Regions from separate parts of the Mus musculus genome. Here region 1 is linked to region 2. Evidence: chromatin contacts called from ENCODE Hi-C or POLR2A ChIA-PET data. All regions are on one chromosome and are shown on one strand. Each heading gives the region's core, a stretch centred on a gene start or an enhancer-like site at or near the end of the contact. The rest is flanking DNA. Distances are from core to core; before and after follow the strand shown.

Region 1 (7,368 bases), core at 1,890-4,389, 110 kb before region 2:
TGGAGAGACGGCTCAGTGGTTAAAGATGCCTGCTGTGCAAACCTGGAGGTCTGAGTTTGAGCCCTGAAAGCCAAGTAAAGGTTTCAAAGCCAGCTCCACATGCACGATATCATGTATGGCTACATCACACACACACACACACACACACACACACACACACACACACACACAAGCATACATAAATAAATATGAATTGAACAACTGTGTTGAGCTGTAGTAGCTGTAGCCTATGATCAGATATTTGATGGTGACACCTGACCACATGGGTATTGTCACCACTTAGTTAATTGTTCACAGGTGCTCCTGGGAACCCAGTGCCTCACCTCATGCAGCACATATCACATATTCTGTGTGTCATGTGCGGTTGTGAGGGACCAAGGAAGTCACCATTTCTCAGAGTTTTCTCAGAAAACTCAAGAGCAGAAAAAAATGTTTTCTGCATTGTAACACTTGTATGTGATACAACGGTTCCTGGTATCTACAGATAACGAAAGGTTATCTAAGAAGGCCACACCTAGTTGTCCACCATCTAGGCCACAGGTAACCAACCTGGCTGGCATGGGATGGCTGCCATGTTGCCCCTGCACTCCTGTTATCGAGCAGTAACAGCATCTATGTAAACTGTAAGATGGAACTGGCCAACAGGAGGGTGATGGTCTTACAAACTGCTGCACAATCTTTGTTATCAGGGAAAGGGGTACTGCTTCAGTTAACAAATCACTCACAAGAAAAACTGTGTAATAACACCGGGCAGACTAAAGGGACCCAACAGAGTGGAGACGAGGCTGACTTGTCAACAATGCAAGTGATTGGCAATTTCTGCCATTGAGTTGTTGGGAATTCTAGTGGAATGAATTGAACCAACCAACAGACAACTGCATGGATGGACAAGTGAACAGAGAATTAAGGAATAAACAAATGGATGCCAGAGAAAGAGAATGAGAGAGTGATGAAAACACGCAACCCGGCAATGGCTCTGGGATTATGGGCTTACCACGCTTAGAGCGCAGGTAATCACTGCACTGGCAGGCATGGCAGGCATGGCAGGACTGAGCATGTGTCAGGTGGCTGGGTGGCCGCTAGAGCTTCAAGTCCTGAACAGTTTCAACATTTCACACCAGGACTCATTAGAGGGTTGGTAAGACAGGAATAGATACAATAGCCATTTTACTATCTATACAAATAAAACAAATTAGAACTGTAATCTAAAATCTCATTTGAGTCCTCTCTCTCTCTCTCTCTCTCTTTCTCTCTCTCTCGTGTGTGTGTGTGTGTGTGTGTGTGTGTGTGTGCGCGCACACACACACACACACACACACACACACACACAAGCTGTTAAAACAGAATTTTCTTCCTGTTTCTCATTTCCCATTCTTCCCTCTTCCTGTACTTCAGGGAGTCAGGCGACAGACAAAGGCATGGTGCACGAAGCTTTAATTTTATAGAACACTGTGAGAACAATCAGTTTGGCTCTAGATAACCCATGGAAATCTCTGCTGCCCTGTGTCACATGGAAATGTGGACCCTTGTCAACAAAGCACAAAGAATCACAGGAGCCAGATGTACAGCCTGGAGTTTCATTTCCATTTTTATTGGACATATTTACTAAATTCGCAATGTGTGGCAAGTCATGCATGGCTCTGGAGAGTCATTACTTCTCAGACAGCGGCCTTTGAAGGATGCCTTTCCCCTAAAATGTCACTGACTGAATGCGAGGGTTAGGGGTGGGGCCTGATCTTTGAAAAACAGAAAAAGATCTTTAAATAGAACAAAACCAAAACCCAACAACTTTGTGTGTGTAAATGTGGGTGGGTGGATGCATGTGGGCCACGGTGCCCATATGAAAGTCACAGGACAACCCTGGGTGTCTATTCTCACGGTCCACCTTGAAACGGGGGTCGCTGATGCACAGCAGACTGGCAGGCCCTGAACTTCTGGGGCTTCCTAGCTCTGCCTCCCGTCTTGCCAGAGGAACGCTGGGCTTCCAACCTCCCAGGGCTGCTCTCCTGTGGGCCTAGGGATCTAAACTCAGGTCTGCATACTTCCTGGCAAGCCCTGCACCTACTTAGTAATCTCAGTCAGAAAGACCTTAATCAGGCAGCCCAGGGAGTGGCAGCACTTCCGGCCCAGTAGCCAGAATGAGCCCATTCCTCAGCTCATTTCCATTTGAAGAGTCATCCCCGGTGCTCCGGGTCGCTCCCGAGATGGGCTAGAATTTACTCAAGGGTCCTGGCCCAGCAGGAGATTCCTTAATGAGCTTCCCCCACCAACTCCATCAAGAAACCAAAAGTGGCCCTGGTTTCTTTCAACTGGGAGCAGGGTGGAGGCAGGCAGCTGGACTGTCCTTGAGGCTCAGAAATGACTTCAGAGCAGGCGTGGCTTTTGATTCACACAAACACACCAGCTCCACACAAGACTTCAGTCAACTCTGTAGTGAAGGGTGGAACCAGGCAGGCATCACTGACCTGAGGACAGCCAGAAGTGCCCATTAACCTGAAGGCCCCTCAGGCTGCAGGAGGAAGCAGATGGGTTCTCAAATTATTTCTCACTGATATCCTGTAAGAGTATTACTGAGCTAATCTATCTATCTATCAATCAACCTATCTATCTATCTATGAATGAATGAGGCACTTTCTCATTCAGAGAGGCACAGCACTGAGGTAAGATTCCTTATAATTAGCTAGTTTTGCCGTGTCTGTCACCCTCATAGAACTTGCACAGAGGCCCACTACATAGTAAAAAATCACACAGATGTGTGCACATGCACATAACTGCTCATTTAACTCCTTTCCTTCCTGACAGGCTCTAAGAGCCAATTTATGAAAGAAGATGGAGGTAATTTTCCACACCACAAATCAAATGTGATGTCAGAGCCTCAGGCAAATCCTGTATCCTTAACTATAGGACCATGAAACCAATGTAAGCTGCCCTTAAAGAGAGTTTTCAGTTTTATTTAAAAGGTTTATTATTTATTGGTGTGCATGTGCATGCATACGTAAGCTGGGAAAGCAGCTTGGTACTTGCCTAGCATTCCTGAGGCCTCTAGCAACATGCACACAGGAGCATGTGTGAGACACATACATGAACTCCCTCTTTCTAACATAACAGAGTACTACAGGGCCTGACTGTACTGGGGCATGGCTGGGACACCCAGAGCAGCACTTCCTGCATAGCTAAGAGCTGGTGTGACAGGGCTGCAGGCAGAGGACTTCTGACTACAGCACATACCATTCTCAGGGCCCATCCCCATCAGAAGTGAAAGTGAATCAGGAAGAATGAAAACACTAACTTTAAAAAAGCTCAATGGAGAGTCCTGCTTGATGTGTGCTGGGTTGGTTCCTTCCCCAGAGGTGAGAACAGAGAGAGGGCAGCTGAGCAATGTAAGGAGAAGACTGTGTGCTCTGGGAAGGGCATCAACAAAGGCGAAGTCTCTGAATAAATATCCTGGCTATTTTCAATTGCACTTAAAACAAAGAATTAATTATAGGCAGATCCAGGCAGATAAGAAAGCCTCTTTGGAGGAAAAACATGCTCTTGAGGAAAAGACAGCAGCAAAAACATCCACTCTGTAGTTTTGTTTATTTGTTTTAGCTGAAAAACAATTCAATATTCCTTAGGAAATTCTATTCTTTGAAATCATGTGCTCAAAATACCAGGCATAATGAGAATGTTACTATTTTTATTATCTAACGTTCTTAAAAGCTTCTAGAGTTTCTTACAGAGCAACAGCAGACCAAACCTATATCAGGTCTGGAAACGTTTTCACTCATCTCTGCAGTTGTCTTGTCTCCAGGAGAAACTGAAGACCTGACCCTTGCTGACAGAGGAGGCACACATCTGTATTCCCACCACAGATGCCCTTAAAAGTTGCTGTCAAAGACGTTCACTTACAGGCCACGTCAGCTTCTATTCTAGGAAGGCCGAGAGGAAGCTTAGCTCTTACTCAATTTGACTTTTGTTTTATGAAATAGTTTTTTATCTTCCATTGTGGCTTCTTTATCTTAAGTTTGGCTCATGGGGTCCTGGGACAAGGCGGTAGGGTCTAATGGGCAGAGTCTGGAAATGTGAGGTTATGAGAAACTCCTTGTGAGGGCTTTACAGGAGTCGGACCTTTAACACCAAGAAGGATTTCAGCTCTTTTTAAACCTTTATTTTATAAACCTATTGGCAAATGTAGGAAACATGGCCACTGAAAGACCAGGGGGCTAGGGCTGGAGCTCAAGGGTGGAGTCCACGCCTAGTGTGCACAAGGCCTCTGGTTCTATCCACAGCATCACAAAAACAAACCCACCAGGCTGGGAGCCAGTGCTAAGTAAGTTCAATCTAACAGACTTTACAAACTCTGGCATCTTAACCACCGAGACCAAGATGACACAGAGCGGAGTGGTTTGTTTTCTAAAAGATCCCCATTTAGGGATGAGCTCCCCAAAGGGGCGGCCATTAGAGCCACCTGTGGTTAATTAAGCTGATTTAATTAAAGTGAAAAATTCAGCCATGCTTCAAGTGTGTGGCAGCTGCATGCAGCTTGGGCATGGCACAGATGCGACCAGGCGTGTGCCCCTATGAGGGAGGAGAAAGGAGACCTTTGTGTCCTGAGTCCAGAAGGTAGATACAGCCAATGCACTGTCCTCATAAAAATGTCCCCTTTGATATGACAGGAATTTGTTGGGGAAGAGCAGCGGGGAGGGGCCTGGGAGGGAAAACTGCAGCTGCGATGTAATATATGAGAGAAGAATAAATTAATTAAAAAGTGACAGAAACTTGAGCGAATTTAAAGCAATCGTCTTTCCCCCTCAACTGAAATGTAGAGCAAACACTAATCATGCTGGTAAGTTCTGAGTACTCTGAGGGATCAGGGTCCCTGTGGTGCAGATGTGAAAGGAACTTTAGGACTCCTTCCTTCCCCATGACCACACAGCAGGGCCCTGACCTCAGCCTCCTGCATCCTCCCAGCAGGTAAACTCTGGGGCCTGCCTCATGACTAACCGGATGGAGACAGACACAAGCTGCATGGCCACCAGAGCCCACACACCTGTACTAAAAGAACCACACGAAAGTAAAACGTCAAGGTTTGAAACTCACCTATGACTCTCAGCAGTTCTTGCTGAGGATGCAGAGGTTGGACAGACCTAGTGGTGTCACCTTAAGGCTGAGTGCCACGACCATCTGTCTGCAGCAGACAGACAGACCACTCCCACACCTATGCCTGTCCCTTCCTACCACCTATGTGCAGATGCCCTGTCCCTGTTGGACACCTCTGAGGCTTCAGTGTGAGAACAGCATGGCCCCCAGAATCTGCCTACAGTCTCACATTGCTCCAGACAGGCCCTGCCTTGTTAGCTACTCATCCTGATTTGAGCTGTGCAGGCTGTGAAGGTTGTGCACACTCAGTCTCAATAGGTCAGGTGAGCCAAATGGACCCACCCCCTGGTCTTGGTGACTCAGTCTCACAGTCAATATCTGGTGTCACTCTTTAGCGCACCAATGGTGCATGCCACATGCTCATCTGAAACCCTTTAACTAGTGCGCCAATGGCTCAGGTGTCCACTGACAGCTCACCAGCTCTCTGAGGATCCTGCAGGCAGGCAGGAATGTCCCTGGTGACAGTGCACACTGCCCAGCCTCCTGGTCTTACCTGCGGGGAGAGCCATCCTCGTGGGGCTGGATGATAACTACTTTCACAGTCACAGATGTCCGCAGTAAGTCAATCATCTGCTCGTGGGTCAGCGTGGCCACAGCCACCTTGCAGATCTCCACAAGCCGGCTCCCTTGGCGAAGGCCTGCCTTCCAGGCAAAGCCGAAAGGTTCCACATCGGCAACAATTCCTTCAAAGTTCACATGGAAGCCAAGCTGACCCAGCCCGTTTCGTCTCAGGGTCATTTCCACAGTCTCGCAGCCTCTTGTTACTATCTGAGGGGAGGGAAGCTGTTAGGCAGGTTTGATCTTTCTCCCTGGATACCACAGATGGGATCCCACTGGGGACCACCTGCACATATCTAAGCAAGCCCCTCTCCCCTTTGGCTCTATCCTCAGCCACCCCTCTGTCCCTTCAAGTGACCTGGAAGGTATCTGAATCCAAAGTTCACCATGGTTGCCCTTGACAAAGAACAACAGAACCAAAGCTGGGTTTTACCCTGGCTCATGTGGCAGGCTGCCTGGCTGGAGAAGCCGTGAGCTCTGCACGTTTTCTGCTAGTCCCTCCACTTCCTGTCACTAACAGGGCTCCAAAGAACTTGAATTCCTCTCCTCTGGATGCAGTACAGCAAGAGAAAGAAGGAGACAACCTCATTTCTCAGACTCCAAGGCTTTCTGGGTATGTTTTTTTTTTTGGGGGTGGGGTGGGGTGGGTGGTTCAAGACAGGGTTTCTCTGTGTAGCCCTGGCTGTCCTGGAACTCACTCTGTAGACCAGGCTGGCCTCAAACTCAGAAATCCGCCTGCCTCTGCCTCCCAAGTGCTGGGATTAAAGGCATGCGCTACCATTGCCAGGTTGGGTACTTGTATCTAACTCAGAACAGCAACACGTGGCCTGTGTTCAGGAAGGGCCCAGGAGAGAATGGACTGTGAGAAAAGCCACAACTGTCTCAGATGCACTGGCCTGAAGACTTCCTAATCTGTCCTACCTGGCCTCCTGGGAGTGACCACCTATGTCCATCTGGTCCCAAGGGCCCTTCTGATCAATGAGGGGCTTTGCAGGTAGCAGAGGAGCCCTCTGTTCCTATAGCCACCCTTCCTTCTGTCACCTGTGCCCTGGAGGCTAAGGGATATCCCAGGAAGCTCCAATGACACTCCCCTCGAAGACTAGGAGTCTACACAGTATACCAAGAACTTGAGAGAGCCAGCTCAGTGGCTTGGTGCCACAAGTAAGGTAATTGGTCACTGTAACCCTCAGAGGCACTGATGGAATGTGGCTTACAATGCCATGAAAGGAAAACATGGCTCATTAAACATCATTTGAAGATGATGACATCACTTTTTTTGTGGGAAATTTCAAGTTGGGAGGTATCATCCCCCATCCCCAAAGCCCTGGGGGCAGTGTACAGAGTTTCAGTTTAATAAACTCTCGCGTCCAGGAACCTGGCTCTGAACACACACATTCCTATTATTGAGCCCCGTGGCTGTGAGCGCAGCTGGGGAGCTGTGGCTTGCTCCCTGCATCAGCATCTGGCCTAGGTTTCCATGGTTACAAAAGCCAGTTGGCTTCTCCCAGACCAGCATGAAGCTGGGGACTCAGCAGAAAGGGAGCGCTGGTGTCAGTCAGGAGGGAAGTTCCAAAAGGTTCAACTTTTCACTGATCTGAACTCATTCCAAACAGTTAACCGAGCAATCCCTCGGTGCCAACCTCCACAGACATGTCCTCACCTCTTTTC
Region 2 (6,833 bases), core at 1,603-4,102:
CCCTTCTTCTCACCCGAAAAAGAAGCACTTGTGTAGGTTCAGGAAGAGAATCTAGACCTCGGGTTTTTGTAGTCTACAAGGCTTGACTTCATATTTTACTTAAGTAAACAAGTATGGTCAGTCCATGTTCTCTTAGGACTCACGGTGTCTTTGTAAAGACACATATCTAAAACTACCTCCACATTGAGGTCAGAAGTTTAAAGACAAGCCAAGGTTCTCTAAAGCTGGGGTTAACAAGTACTGGTGGAGCCAAGGGTGAGAAGCAGGTCCATGTAAACAGAAGCACAGTTGGGAGGCCTGTGCACGGCCTTGTCAAGCCAGCTTCAATTACCAGATAATAATGATTTGTACTAACACCTGTTTCAGAAATAGATCTTCAAGTGTATCCAACCAACTGTCCCTTTTATCTCAGGTGAAGAGGATTCCCCAAACTCTGGAAAAGTGACTAAGCTCAGGTATCAAAGAGCCCATGCATTATCATACGGGGAGAGGGGTTGCACCTTCCAAATGTATACTCCATAGCTTTGACCAAGATGATGATCCCACTAACGAAGCTAGAAGTTACAGCGCTAAAGCAAACGCTCTTGGCGAGAGCCTAATATTTTACAATAACAAAATCATGCTCTAAAAACTATACACTTAAGCCAGACAGTGCAATTCTCAGCCGCACTCCCAGGCAGAAGCTCCACCTCCACCTCCTAACTGGATGCTGTGTTGTGCTCTCTCCATCCTCCGGAGGAAATGTCTACAGGGCTTCTTATGCAAGTTCACCTCACCCCATCTATAGGTAGCACGTGGGTACTGAGGGAAGCCCTTCCTGTTTGCTATGTTCCCCAGACATTTACCCAGTTGGGGTCCCCCCCCTTTAGCTATTTATGAATACACTTTAATTTAGAACATACAAATTTAACGTTATAATTTAAGCCAGCCAAACCACAAGAAATAACTATAAAGCCAAATTTCAATTTCTTCAGCTAATAAGCCTGCCTACCACCAGGGCAAGACTTGGGCTACCTGTGATGTTTTACTTGTAGAACAAAAGTAAGGAAAATGAATTGGGGTGGAGCAGAGCACACCTGTCATCCAAGCCAATCATGAGGCAGGGGACCACAAGTTCAAAGTCTGTTTGAGCTATAGCGTGAGGTCAGCCTAGGCAGCTTAGTGAGCCTCTTTCAAAATAATAGTAAATGGCTCACTGTTTTGAAATAACAATAAATGAGGCTGGGAATGTAGCTTTGTGGTAGGGTGCTTGTCTATCATACCCAAGCCTATAGGTTTAATTCCCAAATCCGACCCCCTGAAAAAAAAAAGTACTTAACCCAGAATGTAAGAATCTGCTGTGGCCACTGATCGGTTAACTAGAGGCACTAGTTTAATGACTAGACTGTACTAGTCATTAAAAAGCCGTGCTGGGAAGAGACAAGCCAGATCTCACCAGGGGAGAAGGAAACGCAGAGGTCCGTGACACAACCCTCAGTATGACTCAGGCAGACGCACTCAGCTACAGATCTTCCTCAAATGCTGCCGGTCAACCCTTAGGCATGAACAGCCTCACACGCGCCCAAAACTGAAGATAGACTATTCTTCCCCCCTCCCAACCACCCTCCACCCCCTGCAATAGATCCCATTGCTGCCTGTTCCGGAAACCGCTCCAGCTAGCCATAAACAGCATGTCGAAATCTATGCAGCTCTTATCACCAAACCCACCCAAGAACTCCACATTCTCCAAAGACATCAAGACCTCCGCGATGCAGAGCCCAGTAACAAGCAGCTCGCTCATTCGTAGTCACCTCTGGTCGCTAGAGATCAAAGCCCACTTTCCATATTTGAAAAAAGAAATATAATAACCAGTTTAAGCCTTACAGGGGAGTACTATGTTTCAAATAAAGCAGCAGTTTGGGATAGTTTCTTCCTTTCATTCCAATTTGTAAGACGTTAAATAAATAAATAAATCCCAGCCTAGACTGCAGACGCAGGAAACTCAAGCGGGCAGCGGACTAAAATGCCTGTCATAAGAAAGCCATCTAGTGTTAAAGTTTAGAAGTGAAACCGCAGACAAAAGGAACATTTCTGGGACTATTTTGAAGTTACTGGGGAAAACCAATGAGAATAACCAAGACGCCCCGTTTTCTGCGGATGACTTGGGTTTTGGGGTGTTCTGCATTCTGCCTTTCCCCCTCGCTGTTTGGCCTTCTTTCTCAAAGCCATCCTTGCGCAGACCGAGGCAACTCCAAGCAGAACCCGAAGCGCCTAAGACCTGTTTTGACCAAAATCAGGTATCGCCCAGCCCCAATTCGTGAGGACGCACTTGCTGTCCGTTCGCCCGTGCTGACGTTGGCCCGGACTGAATTAATGTAGCCGAAGATGGTTAATGACGACAAACGTCTCCCCAAGGGGTGACGCCAAGTTGTCCTCGGCTTTCGCTCTCCGGGAGACGAGCCGAAATTGATTCTCGGGATTCTGCGACCAGGCTCAAATGAATGTGCCGGCGCTGCCGGTCGCTTCCCGACCGCGGTCCTCACCCGCGGAGACGCGAGCCCGCGCGTACAAAGGAGCGGGAGTCCCGGGGGAGCGGCCCGCAAGTTGCGCGCAGCCGGGCAGGTCCGGTCCCTGCGCCCTGCACCCCGCACCCCCCGGCACGCACCTCGGAGCCGCGGTCCTCTGGACCCCGCCAGGGCCGGCGCGCAGAAGCCAGGGCCTCGCCGCCCGCCGCCGTCCCGCGCTACCCATGGGCGCGCTCCCCGCGCGGCCGTTGCGCCCGCGGCTCGAGCTGTCGCCAGGCGCCGCGCTGCGTCCTCGGCCGCCCGGCTCCGTCTGCAGCCGGCTCCCGCCGCCGCCGCCCGCCCCGGCACCGCCCCCACGCGCTCCGCCCCCGCCTATTGGCCGGTGCCCCGAAAGACCCCACCCCGAGCGCGCCGCCCCCTCTCATTGGCCGGTGGCCGGACGGTCCCCGCCCCTAAAGCTCCGCCCACGCCCATTGGCCAACCGGACAGGCCCCGCCCCGAGCGCTCCGCCCACGCCCATTGGCGCGCCTCCTGGCCAGACTCGCCCCTCGCGGTCGGGCGCGCGCGAGCGCGAGCGTCCTCGGAGAGCGATTCTCCAGGTCGCGGCGAGCGCGAGGCCTCGGCTTACGGGGACAGGCGGCCGGCTTCGGAGTGCTCGCGAGCCCGGGTGCCCTCGGAACGACCGGTGCTCTCCGGGTGTGGACTCTCATTCGTACATGCTCGCACCATGTCCGGACCCTTGAGAGTCACCACGGCCTGGCGAAGCCCGAGGGACGGACTTGACGCAAAAGTGCAAGCTGTAGTCGCGCGGGCCGGGGAACCTGAGCCAGGAGCGATGCACGAGCGGGCCCACGCCTGCTCTCGGTGTTCCGGCCCTGTCTACCCCCTTTACCCCCAACCGCCGGGAGCCTCACCTGCGGCCGGCTGCAGAAGAGCGGCGTTGGGCTCTATTTTGAGATGCACGGGCAGGAGGAGTAAATAAGGCCGGAGCAGGTGGCAGAGCTGGCTCCACCTTACGTCCCCAGAGTCCTGAAATGGTTTGTTTGGGACTTTGAACTCCTCCCTGGAAGAGATAATGTTAATAATGTTATCTCTCCTTCCCTGTCGCAGTGCTTCCTACTACGAGCACACATCCTGGTGAAGTTTAAACAGTGGGTCCCCACCCAAGCTGCATTTCTCTGCGTGCACATTGTCCAATCTCTTATATATCATTTTAAATACAGGTGTAATGCGTAGGAATGGGCCTTGTAAAACATGCCAGCAACCTGTATATGACATTATGCTCCTGAGATTTCCAGGTTTTGAGGTCTTTCTGGATGGTCTCCCTATACCTACCGTTTGCAGAAGTTGTGTATGCATTCCACAAACATGAAGTCTGAGAAAAGTCCTGTGCTGCAGTGCTTTCTGGGAAACTTTTTACCAGACCCTGCTCTGTGCTTGGGGGTGAGGTGGGGGAGGGGGCAGATTAAACCGGGGCAGAGACTGTGGAATACAGCGCCAGAGAGGAAGGCAGGGCGTGGCTGCGGGCTCAGGTATCTTACAGAAACAAATATAAAATGCCTCTTTTGGCGAAGGTACGGAGATTGCTGGGGTTTCCAAGAAAAATACCAGCCATGAGGCATTCAACGGAGCTTGTCTAAAAGCCAGCGTGAGTCAGATTCCTCAGAAGTTAAGGGCGTTCTCTGCTTTTGCCAAGGACCTGGCTTCTGTACCAGGCTCTCAGTGGCAACTTACAACCATCTGTAACTCCAGGTTCAGAGGATCAGAGGCCCTCTTCTGGCTTCTCTGGTCATTGCAGCCATGCTGTGGACATACATGACTTCAAGCAATCTCTCAAGCAAATGAAAGCTAGAGTGAGCTACCATAGGTTCGTCATCTCCTGTTACTGTCCTGCGAGCCTCCCTCTCTGCCCTTCAAAGGCCTCATTACCCTGGGAATTCTTAAGAAAACAGAATCTAGGAACTCTCGCTCTCCAATTCTAAACTTTTTTTTTTAACTTCTGATGAAGTAATTCCTACATCAGTCTTTTTTTAAAGATTTATTTATTATTATATGTAAGTACACTGTAGCTATCTTCAGACACACCAAAAGAGGACACCAGATCCTGTTACAGATGGTTGTGAGTCACCATGTGGTTGCTGGGACTTGAACTCAGGACTTTCGGAAGAGCAGTCTGTGCTCTTAACCACGGAACTATCTCTCCAGCCCCCTACATCAGTCTTAAGAGTTCAAAGAGGGGCTGGAGAGATGGCTCAGCCTTAAGTGCACTGGCTGCTCTTCCAAAGGTCCTGAGTTCAATTCCCAGCAACCACATGGTGACTCACAACCATCTGTAATAGGATCTAATACCCTCTCTGGCATGATGGTGTACATGCAGATAGAACACTCATACATTAAATAAATAAATCTTGAGAGAGAGAGATCGTTCAAAGAGGTACCAGCCAATCTGCCTGCTGCTTGCATCTGTTTACCTTTTAGCTTAGTAAAGCCAGTTTGGTTTCCTTAACAAGCCCCAAGATTTGACCTACGAGGATACTTACAGAGCATTAAAGTTCAGTGGCTAACTTAGTGAAGATATAGGGTGCCACCTTTATTTCCTCCTTTCCCTTTTTACTCCAGCCTTTCCGATAAAGCCTTTCTTTTTATACCAAATGAATAGTCGTAATTTGCAACAAACAGGTGTTGGTTTTATACATAGTCCAGGGCCTGATGTCGTTGGTCACCATACGAGGCTTCAGGACAAGGGGCAGTTTGAGAGCAGATGGGACAGGAAGGAATGCCAGTGGTGTAGCTTGGCTGAAGTGCACTTGCCTGACATGTGTAAAGCTCAGAGTTCTACCTTTAGCTCCAGAAAAAAGAAAAAAAAAAAAAAAACCACCTAAAACAGGAGGTGATAGAGAGACAGTGCCAACAAGAGGTGGCACGGGGCCTGCCTGGGAAGCAGCCATGCCCTCTGGCCTGGCACGGCGTCTCTGCTTATGCAATGCACACATGGATGCCACTGTCTTCTGCTAGTCCTGTTTGCTTGGGGTTGGGGTTTGTCGCACATGTGTCCAGCCTATGGCTATGCTTCTTCCCCTATCTTCCACAGTAGAAGCCTCTCACAACAGGGTGTGGCCATGTGAGTACAATAGCAAATGCCAGGTCCTGCATCATTTGGGTTTTTTTGGTTGATTGGTTGGTTGGTTGCTTTTTGTTGTTATTGTTGTTTTGAAACTAGGTATCTCTATGCGCTTCTGGCTGTCCTGACCTTGCTGTGTAGACCACACTGGCCTTGAATTCACAAAGATCTGTCTGTCTCTGCCTCCCAAGTGTTGGGAGTAAAGTTGTGCACCACCACACCTGGCAAGAATGTATCTATTTATGTCTATTCATGTATTTTGTGCTTATGGATGTTTTACCTGCATGTGCATTTACACACCAGAAGAGGGCATTAGATGCCACAGGACTACAGTTATAGACGGCTGTGAGCTGCCATGTGGGTGCTGGGAATTGAAGTAAAGATCTCTGAAAGAGCAGTCAGGGCTCTTAACCACTCAGCCACCCCTCCGGCCACAACAGGGTTTTAAGAAGTGGCTTCAGTGGCTGGAGAAATGTATCATCAGTGGGTAAAGCCCTCGGTGTGTGGGCCTGATGTCCTAATTGGGATATGCCACTAGTCCTGACCAAAGCAAGGCCTGTATTCGTTTGAAGTGAAAACCAAATGAACAGTGTATTATAGGACCATGTGCTAATTGCCATTGTATGACATAATGTATATACTGTCCCAGGAGTTGGCCCACGAATGCCACCTGTAAAAACCTCAGCTCTGTAAGCACACATGGAAACCTGCTCTTCCCAGGGCACTCTGGTAACAACAGAAGAAGACAGTCTTCCTTAAGTAAGGAGGCAGCTGCCCTCAGGAAGAGGAAACATAGCTGCATTTCTGCAGGGAGCAGATTTAAGCTGTGAAAAGCTGTCATATTTAAAATGTCACCGTGAACCTAAAGTAGCCTAGATCTCCACAGAGACCCAGAAAGACGAATCGGATGGAGTGATCAAACTAAAGGTAAAGTTGGGCATGATAGCCCACACCTGTAATCCTGGCACTTAGGAGACCAAGGCAGGAAGATTGCTGCAAGCTCTAGGCCAGCCTGGGCTACATAGTTTAGTTGCAGGCATGCCTGGGCTACTACTTGAGATCCTGTCAAAAACAAAACAAAAACAAAACCTTATTGACAGGTACCTTTGATCTGACTAAGTTTTTCCTGATCTTAACTGTGTGTTTCACCGATGAGGAATCCTATATGTTGGTCTGTGGCCCACCCCAGGAACCTCTAAGACTTCCAG

Evidence for each region. A loop is a pair of places that touch in the nucleus more often than their neighbours do. ChIA-PET counts read pairs that join two places held with the same protein, here RNA polymerase II (POLR2A).
Region 1: a map of heart shows a loop between it and region 2 (4-fold over the local background). The contact joins the enhancer-like site here to the promoter of Sipa1l2 in region 2. A Hi-C loop is called at or near these places in 12 of 37 maps with a recorded cell type or tissue (Patski, T-helper 17 cell, adrenal gland and 2 more). POLR2A ChIA-PET finds 5 or more read pairs at or near these places in 3 of 5 experiments (Patski and embryonic stem cell).

Annotation. Positions count from the first base shown.
Region 1 is chr8:125,458,517-125,465,884 of GRCm38, forward strand. It overlaps Sipa1l2 (signal-induced proliferation-associated 1 like 2), which reads right to left. Exons shown (of 22, transcript NM_001357372.1): 10 at 5,636-5,910. Among named protein-coding and RNA genes, the nearest start is that of 4930566D17Rik, 60 kb to the right of the region's middle. Within about 2 kb of position 3,140, at least 1 of the 3 ENCODE cell types and tissues checked has a DNase peak (open chromatin) inside an H3K27ac peak, as active enhancers do; it is heart, where a contact is called at or near this core.
Region 2 is chr8:125,567,011-125,573,843 of GRCm38, forward strand. It overlaps Sipa1l2 (signal-induced proliferation-associated 1 like 2), which reads right to left and starts at 2,853. Exons shown (of 22, transcript NM_001357372.1): 1 at 2,645-2,853.